3 separate regions of the Homo sapiens genome follow, and all the other regions are linked to region 2. Evidence: read pairs that join two places in POLR2A ChIA-PET (ENCODE). Cell type or tissue: MCF 10A. All regions are shown on one strand. Region 1 has its middle 47 kb from the start of ZFP36L2. Region 2 has its middle 52 kb from the start of LINC01819. Region 3 has its middle 18 kb from the start of LINC01819.

Region 1 (2,500 bases), 190 kb before region 2:
GGACACCACAAATGGAACCCTGGCCTCACACCCAGGCCCCACACAAAGAGCTTGGCCTGTGCTGCCTCATCTACTACCCTGCCCACCATGCAAGGCAGGGATTAATATGTCCTGCTACAGACAAGGAAACGGAGCTTGAGAGAAAGAAAGTAGCTCGCTCAAAGTCTCCCAGCTAGTAAGTGTCAGGACCAGATTGGAATCTGGAGCCTGAGAAATCAGCTATTTGGAAAAATCAGTCCAGACAAGAAAATGGTAGGACAGAGCCCACCGTGGGTGAGAGGTGGTGACATGGCCACCCTCCCTCCATCATTTCACCCCTGCAGGCCCATCGTCTGTGGGGACATCTTTTTGAAATTCCAAAAGCTCTGGATGCAAACCCCAAAGCCTCTCTGAGTAAGTCCTCAGGTGGCCAGATCCTCCCAGGCTGGCGCCTACCTCCCTGGAGGATTTCCCCTGTACGGCTTCCATTTGAAAAGGAGCTTAGGGCCTCGGTACCGACCCCGCTGGGCCGTTCGATGCCCTGGCTCAGGGATGCAGAGTGGAGGAGCCTGGCCTGCTGGGGAGGGGGTGGGGGTGGGAGCAGGTGTGGGGTGGAGGAGGGGGCACTGGAAAATCCCTCTGAGCCTGGCCTTGGGTGTTGAGTTTATTTAATGTTACCTGTGGACCCCCCACCTTTTCCCCCATTTAACATCTCTTGTACGTAGCTTTTTAAAAAACTCACATCAGGCCGGGTGCGGTGGCTTACACCTCTAATCCCAGCACTTTGGGAGGCTGAGGCGGGTGGATCACCTGGGGTCAGGAGTTCGAGACGACCCTGGCCAACAAGGAGAAACCCTGTCTCTACTAAAAATATAAAAATTAGCTGGGCGTGGTGGTGTGTGAGGTGTGTGACTGTAGTCCCAGCTACTCAGGAGTCTGAGGCAGAAGAATCGCTTGAGCCCGGGAGGCAGAGGTTGCAGTAAGCCAAGATTGCCCCACTGCGCTCCAGCCTGGGCAACAGAACGAGACTCGGTCTCAAAAAACAAAATAAAACAAAAAAACCCCAAAAAACCTCACATCCTTTATGTAGCATTTTATAAATATGAACTCATCAATCCTCAGAACAACTTTATGATATAGATATTATTGTGCCCAAATTTTACAGGTAAAAAAGTTGAAGCAGAAGGTCAGGGACTTGCCCAAGGTCATCAGCAGTCAGTGGCCGAGGTGGAGCTTGAACCCAGGCAGCTGGCCTCTGGACGCTATGCTCCGAAATCCCTCCTCTCTTTGGAGACAGAAGCCTCTGAAAGTCTTGCTCCCCAGCCAGGCCGCTGAGGGCCTCAGAGATAACCGTTCCTTTCTTTTCACACAGGCCCAGAATTTGTTTACCTTGAGTGGGCAAGTAGCCGCCCCAAACAAAGGGGATGCGAGTGGAGATAACTCAATCGTTCAGGGCCTGGCCAGGCAGTTGGGAGGGCCAGGATTGAGCCCAGCCAGCCTGGGGGCCAGGCTTGAGAAACTGCTGGGACCTGGCTGCCGGCTGTTTGTTGCAAAACAATGAGTCAGCCCCGGAGGAAGGGGAGCAGGGGTGCTGGGGAATCGGGTGGAGAGGCCTCTCCTCCCTCAGCCCTGACTCCAGCTTTTCCCATGGTGGGTTCTGCCCACCCCCACCCTCCCAGACCTTGGTCTTCAGAAGGCTCAACCAATTTCCTTTTTTGTTGTTTGGCTGTGATAGGAAAAGTATTGAAAAATAGAAAGTGCCCTAGACAAGAAAACACTCTGAAAGCTGAAACGTGAAACCTGGCAGCCTGGGCCAACGCCCCAGCGGGAGGTGGCCAGCGAACCAGGCTTCTATCCCTGGGCTCCCTCCCAGGCAGGCACCAGCCCATGAAGGCACTGCAGCCCTGTCAGTAGAGCTGAGAACTTGGAGGTTCAGGGATGAGTGGTGACCGGTTCAAGGTCGCATGGCTGGTGCTATGGCCCGGGAGGGTGGGCAGGTCTCAGGGACCAGGTCACTAGATAGGAAGAGGCTGGAAACACAGACTTCTTTAAAAACAAAACGTTAGCCTTGCCAAGGGACCATGCACTTCTATTCCCACATGGCACCAGAGCTCCTTGCCAGAGGTACACCAGGGTATGTGACAGTTCTCCACCCTGGCCTGCCCCAGTGAGCCAAAGCCACTCCTAACAGATCCCATCTGCCCACAGTGGGTGTCACGAGCCACTCCATTCCTCCTCTGGCCCTGCCTCCTCCACCTCCGGGCCCCTTCCTCTCACTTATCTAGTAAAGATAGTGCCTTCCCGTTGTTGAGAACAGGACAGAGGGAATTTGCTCATGATCACAGAGCAAATTTATTAATTCATTCATCAAAACCATGTTGGGCTGCTACAGAGCCTGACTCCAGAGAATAGTGAGAAGGGAGGGCACGGTCTCTTGGGGAGCCAGCTGTACACACAGATAACTGCTTTATCACAGCACATCGATCAAGACTTATCTGCCATGTGTGCAGTGGGACGCTGA
Region 2 (2,500 bases):
TTTGTGCTACTGCACTCCAGCCTCCAGCCTGAGTGACAAAGCAAGACACTGCCTCGAAAAACAAAACAAAACAAAAATGATAGTCTTTTTCAACAAATGGTACTGGAACATATCCATAAGCAGAAAAGTAAACTATACTTTGCACCATACGTAAAATATAACTTCAAGTGGACTCTAGACCTAAATGTAAAATCTAAAACTGTGAAACATCTAGAAGAAAGCCTTTTTGACCATGGAGTAGGCAAAAATTTCTTAGATATAACACCAAAAGCATGATCCATAATGAAACAAATTGGTAGGTTGTCCAACACAGTGAAACCCCATCTGTACTAAAAATACAAAATTAGCCAGACATGGTGGCACATGCCTGTAATCCCAGCTACTTGGGAGGCTGAAGCACGAGAATCACTTGAAACCGGGAGGCAGAGGCTGCAGTGAGCCAAGATCATGCCACTGCACTCCTGCCAGGGCAACAAGAGCAAAACTCCGTCTCAAAACAAACAAACAAAAAAACTTAATAATGCCAGGTGCAGTAGCTCACACCTGTAATCCCAGAAATTTCCGAGGCCAAGGCAGGATGATCCTTTGAAGCCAGAAGTTTGAGACCAGCCTGGGCAACATAGCAAGACCCCATCTCTACAAAAAATTAAAAAGTAAATTAAAAATTAGCTGGGCATAGTGGTATGTACCTGTAGTCCCAGCTAATTGGGAGGCTGAGATGGGAGGATCACTTAAATCCAGGAGGTCAAGACCAACTTGGGCAACATACCAAGACCCCTTCTCTACAAACATTTTTAAAAAATTAGCTGAGTGTGGTGGTGCATGCTGGTAGCCCTAGCTACTAGGAAGGCTAAGGCAGGGGGATCGCTTCAGCCCAGGAGTTTGAGACTGCAGTGGGCCATGATCTTGCCACTGCATTCCAGCATAGGTGACAGAAAGAGACCCTGTCTCTAAAATTTTTTTTTAATTTAATAAGAAGAAAGCAGCCTAAAAAAATGGATACAAGATCTCTCATTCCACTAACTATTAGAATAGCTAAAATAAAAAAGACTGACTATACGAAGTGCTGGCAGGGATGTGGAGGAACTGGAATTTTCATACACAGCTAATGAGAACTTAAATGGTACAACCACCAAACACTTAGGAAAACATTTGGACAATTTCTTAAAAAGTTAAACATACGCATACTGTGGCCTGGTGCGGTGGCTCACACCTGTAATCCCAATACTCTGGGAGGCTGAGCCAGGCAGATCACCTGAGGTTGGGAGTTCAAGACCAGCCTGACCACCATGGAGAAACCCCATCTCTACTAAAAATACAAAATTAGCCGGGCGTGGTGGCACATGCCTGTAATCCAGCTACTCAGGAGGCTGAGTCAGGAGAATTGCTTGAATCCGGGAGGAGGTTGCGGTGAGCCAAGATCATGCCATTGTACTCCAGCCTGGGCAGCAAGAGTGAAACTCCATCTCAAAAAAAAAAAATAAATGTTAAACATACACAATTGTGCAATCCAGCCATTCCACTCCTAGGTATTTGTCCAGAGCAATAAAAGTGTCCATACAAAGACTTATTCATCAATGCTCATACCAGCTTTATTTGTAATAGCCTAAAACTGGAAACGACCAAAATGTCCATTAACAGATGAATGGATAAACAAACTGTGTTATATCTATACAATGGAATATTACTCAGCATTGTAAAGAATGAAGTATTGATACATACTGCAACAGGGATGATTCTCAAAATAATAATGCTGAAAGAAAGAAGCTAGGCAAAAAAGAATACCTGCTGTTTGAGTCCATTTATATAAAACTCTAAAAAATGCAAACTATAGTGACAAAAAGCAGATCAGTGATTTCCTGGGGATGGGGGGAATGGGAAAGAGGTAGAAGGAAGGATTGCATAGGAGGAAACTTTTCGGGTGATGAAAAATTCATTTACTTGATTGTGGTGATGGTTTCAAGGGTGTATAAACATGTCAAAACTTATCACATTAGGTACACTTGAAATATGTGCAGTTTATCATAAGTCAAGTATACCTCAATAAAGCTGTTAAAAAATAACTGATTGCTTTTGTAAGGCAGAAATATGAGACTAAGGATATTGTATTACATCATGCATTGTAATATTTCATTACTGTGTGGCCCTGCTTAATTATTCATATACTAGTTAGAAAATTTTGTGATGTACAGATTATGGGTGTACCCTTGATAGCTGCCTGAGTTTGATTTTGTGGTCAGTTCTATAAAATTTTGTATATCAGTTCCATGGCCAGGAACATAATCCTTTATTAATATATTGTTTCTGTGGGAAATCAGAATTGGCTTATGTGATATTTACATAGTTCCCTCCTTCTGCCCTGGGCCTCCTCTTCTCAAATCCATCTCACACACTGTTGCCAGGCCTACCTTTCTTTTTTTTTTTTTTTTTTTTTTTTTGAGACACAGTCTCGCTCTCTCTCCCAGTCTGGAGTGCAGTGGTGCGATCTTGGCTCACTGCA
Region 3 (2,500 bases), 70 kb before region 2:
TCTCTTGGGAAGACATTGATTTTCTTGCTGACATGAGTCCAGAGAGTAAGAAACACACTCACAATATGAGCAAGGCCTGCCGTGGAAAGCCAGAGAATTTTCACTAAATCTTTCTTAGGAATTGCAATGATAGCACGCAGCAGATTCCTGAGGAAGGTGGCGTTGCGTGTTAATTAGGTTTTGCCAGAGAAAAATGAACGTGCTCTAAGACACTTTCCCACGTATGTGTTCGTGCAGGTTGTGAGAACTCAGAAAAGCTTTGCATCCAGGCTGTGCCCAGGACTCAGATTTCACTAGCTCCAGGGGTTCTCTTTTGCAGTGAACACAGTGGCCTCCTCATTAGAGCTTTTCAAACCAGGGTGGGCACTGAGGAAGGGATTGAAAGTCCCCTGGGGCAGAGGGACCTTTGAAATGGGGAGCCACTGCCCCAGCCTGAGAAGCAGAGAACAGTGACCTGGGGGGGCGTCCATGGGGGTAGCCTGAGTTCCGGAGCTTGGTGGTCCCGCAGCGCTACTTAAAGGTCACTGCACCATCTCCAGTGATTCCCTGAGTCTGCCCTGCGGCTTCCAATTCCCCCAGTGGGCCTGGAAGAACGACCCACTTCATGCTGGGAAAGCCATGCTGATGCTGTTGACCTGCAGGAATAGAATTTGGAACCGTATCCCTCCCTCCATCCCCTCACAGGAGACAGAAAGCAGGGAGGATTGAGAGGATCTGGGCACGCGGGGGTTGCTCAGGAAGCAGGAGGGGGCTGGCTGCAGGGAGAGAGCAGCAGGAGTTCACCTGGGAGAGGAAGTATGTGAAGCAGGCTTGCCGCAGCACCACCTGGCCACCTGATCCCCCGGTGGAGTCTCAGGAATCCCATTTCTGGAGGTATTCAGGCCATGTTGAGTGTGTGGGGAGTGTGAGGCGGAGAGAGCCCTGAGTCAGAATCCACACCATGACACTCACTGTGGTGATGACAGCAGGCACATTCCGATAGGGACAATATTGATCAGTTCAGTAGTTCCTGACCTGTCTGGCTGCAGAGTTGAATCTCCTAGAGCCTTAAAAAGAAAACAAAAAACGATGCTGGACCCCACTGCAGGCTGATGGAATCCAGTGGGAGCCTGACGCTGCCCGGGTGACTGATGGCCAGGCAGGACCGAGGACCGCGGGATTGCACTCGGTAGAGGACCCCCTCCCCTAGTGCCTTCGGCCGTCCCCACAGCCGTGCTGAGGTGAGCAACCAGGCTGCTGGGTGGAGGGAAGGAGATGCCCAGCCCCCTTGGGGCAGGATGGAGTTGGATGCCTCTCCAGCTGCCACTGGCCCCTGGCAGGGCTCAGAGGATGCCCCTGCATTAAGTGAGGACTCGGGCTTTCTGTCTCCCAGGACCCTCACGTCCCTCAGCCTCTGCTGCCTTTGGGGCACCTCTGTGGCCAGGGTGGCTGGGTGGCCTCCGTGTGCTCCCCAGCCCTGATTCCACCAGCCCTGTCAGCCTGGCACAGCCTGGGTCCCCTGCCAGGTCTGGTGTGCAGCTGGCGTGAGGCCTAGAATCTGTCAGCGGCTTCATTGAGATGCTGCCCCATCTCTGCCCTAGTTCAGGGTTTCAGAGCCTTAAGGCACACATCCCAGTCTTTTCCTGCTCCCTCTGTCACCCTGGAAACAGGTCTCAGTTTCTGGCGGCCCAGGGTGGATGGTGGGGTTGTCCCCATAGGGCAGGGTAGGGCATGGGTGGGGGGCAGTGCTGGCTGGCTGAGTTGGGACAGACCTAGCAGAACCAAGGCTTGGCAGGGTGTGGGGGCTGGGGAGGGCCAGGGCAGGCCCACGCTGAAGAAAGGGCCCTTTCTGAAGTTCACCGGCATAAAGGGAATTTTTTTTGTTGGTTTGTCTTCCCTGGTGAGGGTGCCTTCTTCTAATTTACACAAAAGTGTCATATGTGTCAATGGTGGCCAGGTGTGTGGAACCTGTCTCGGGTTCCCTGGGCATTTCCTGAGCCCAGAATCTCTCTCACACCCACCTGGTCAGTGATTTATCCATGGGAAAAACCTGGCAGCTTGTGGAGTTCTGGCAGCTTGTGGGGTTCGGCCCTTGAATCTCCTGTGGTGGGTGACTCTGGATGTGCCCAGCCCCACCTCCAAGATGAGGAGAGACAGGACCTTCTCCTCCCAGACTCCCAGCCAGCCACTCTCCCCTTACCAAGCCCAAGAGGGGAGGATAGTGGGTGGCTGTGTGGAACCTGTCTGGGGTTCTCTGGGCTTTCCCAAGCCCAGAATCCCTGTCACAGCCACCTGGGCAGTGATTTGTCCATGGGAAAAACCAGGTGAGGACTAGAAACCCTGCTTAGTTCTTGCCCTGACTCTCCTGGACTTTCTCCCCCAAAAACCTCCACTTACTTACGCACTCCCCACAGCTTCATGAGGTTTCAGGGGAGGTTGAAGACCATGCTCTGGATGTGAAGTCATTCGGCCTGGACTCTGGTCCCGGCTCAGCTGCTCCTGCATCCCCCCAGTTCCCAGG

The links. Peaks named below come from ENCODE experiments on the same cell type or tissue, not always from the same donor. Only the 100,000 strongest peaks of a DNase experiment are listed, where the experiment ranks them.
Region 1: POLR2A ChIA-PET joins it to region 2 with 7 read pairs; 7 of 35 experiments call an interaction of 5 or more read pairs at or near these places.
Region 3: POLR2A ChIA-PET joins it to region 2 with 5 read pairs; 6 of 35 experiments call an interaction of 5 or more read pairs at or near these places.

The regions. Positions count from the first base shown.
Region 1 is chr2:43,178,128-43,180,627 of GRCh38, reverse strand. No RefSeq gene overlaps it. Among named protein-coding and RNA genes, the nearest start is that of ZFP36L2, 47 kb to the left of the region's middle. RefSeq lists enhancers at 167-692, 1,744-2,268, 2,269-2,500 and a cis regulatory region at 1,147-2,003. In MCF 10A, no CTCF peak of the experiment used is centred here; DNase peaks (open chromatin) are centred at 1,527 and 1,807.
Region 2 is chr2:42,986,331-42,988,830 of GRCh38, reverse strand. No RefSeq gene overlaps it. Among named protein-coding and RNA genes, the nearest start is that of LINC01819, 52 kb to the left of the region's middle. In MCF 10A, no CTCF peak of the experiment used is centred here; a DNase peak (open chromatin) is centred at 1,492.
Region 3 is chr2:43,056,261-43,058,760 of GRCh38, reverse strand. No RefSeq gene overlaps it. Among named protein-coding and RNA genes, the nearest start is that of LINC01819, 18 kb to the right of the region's middle. In MCF 10A, no CTCF peak of the experiment used is centred here; a DNase peak (open chromatin) is centred at 1,530.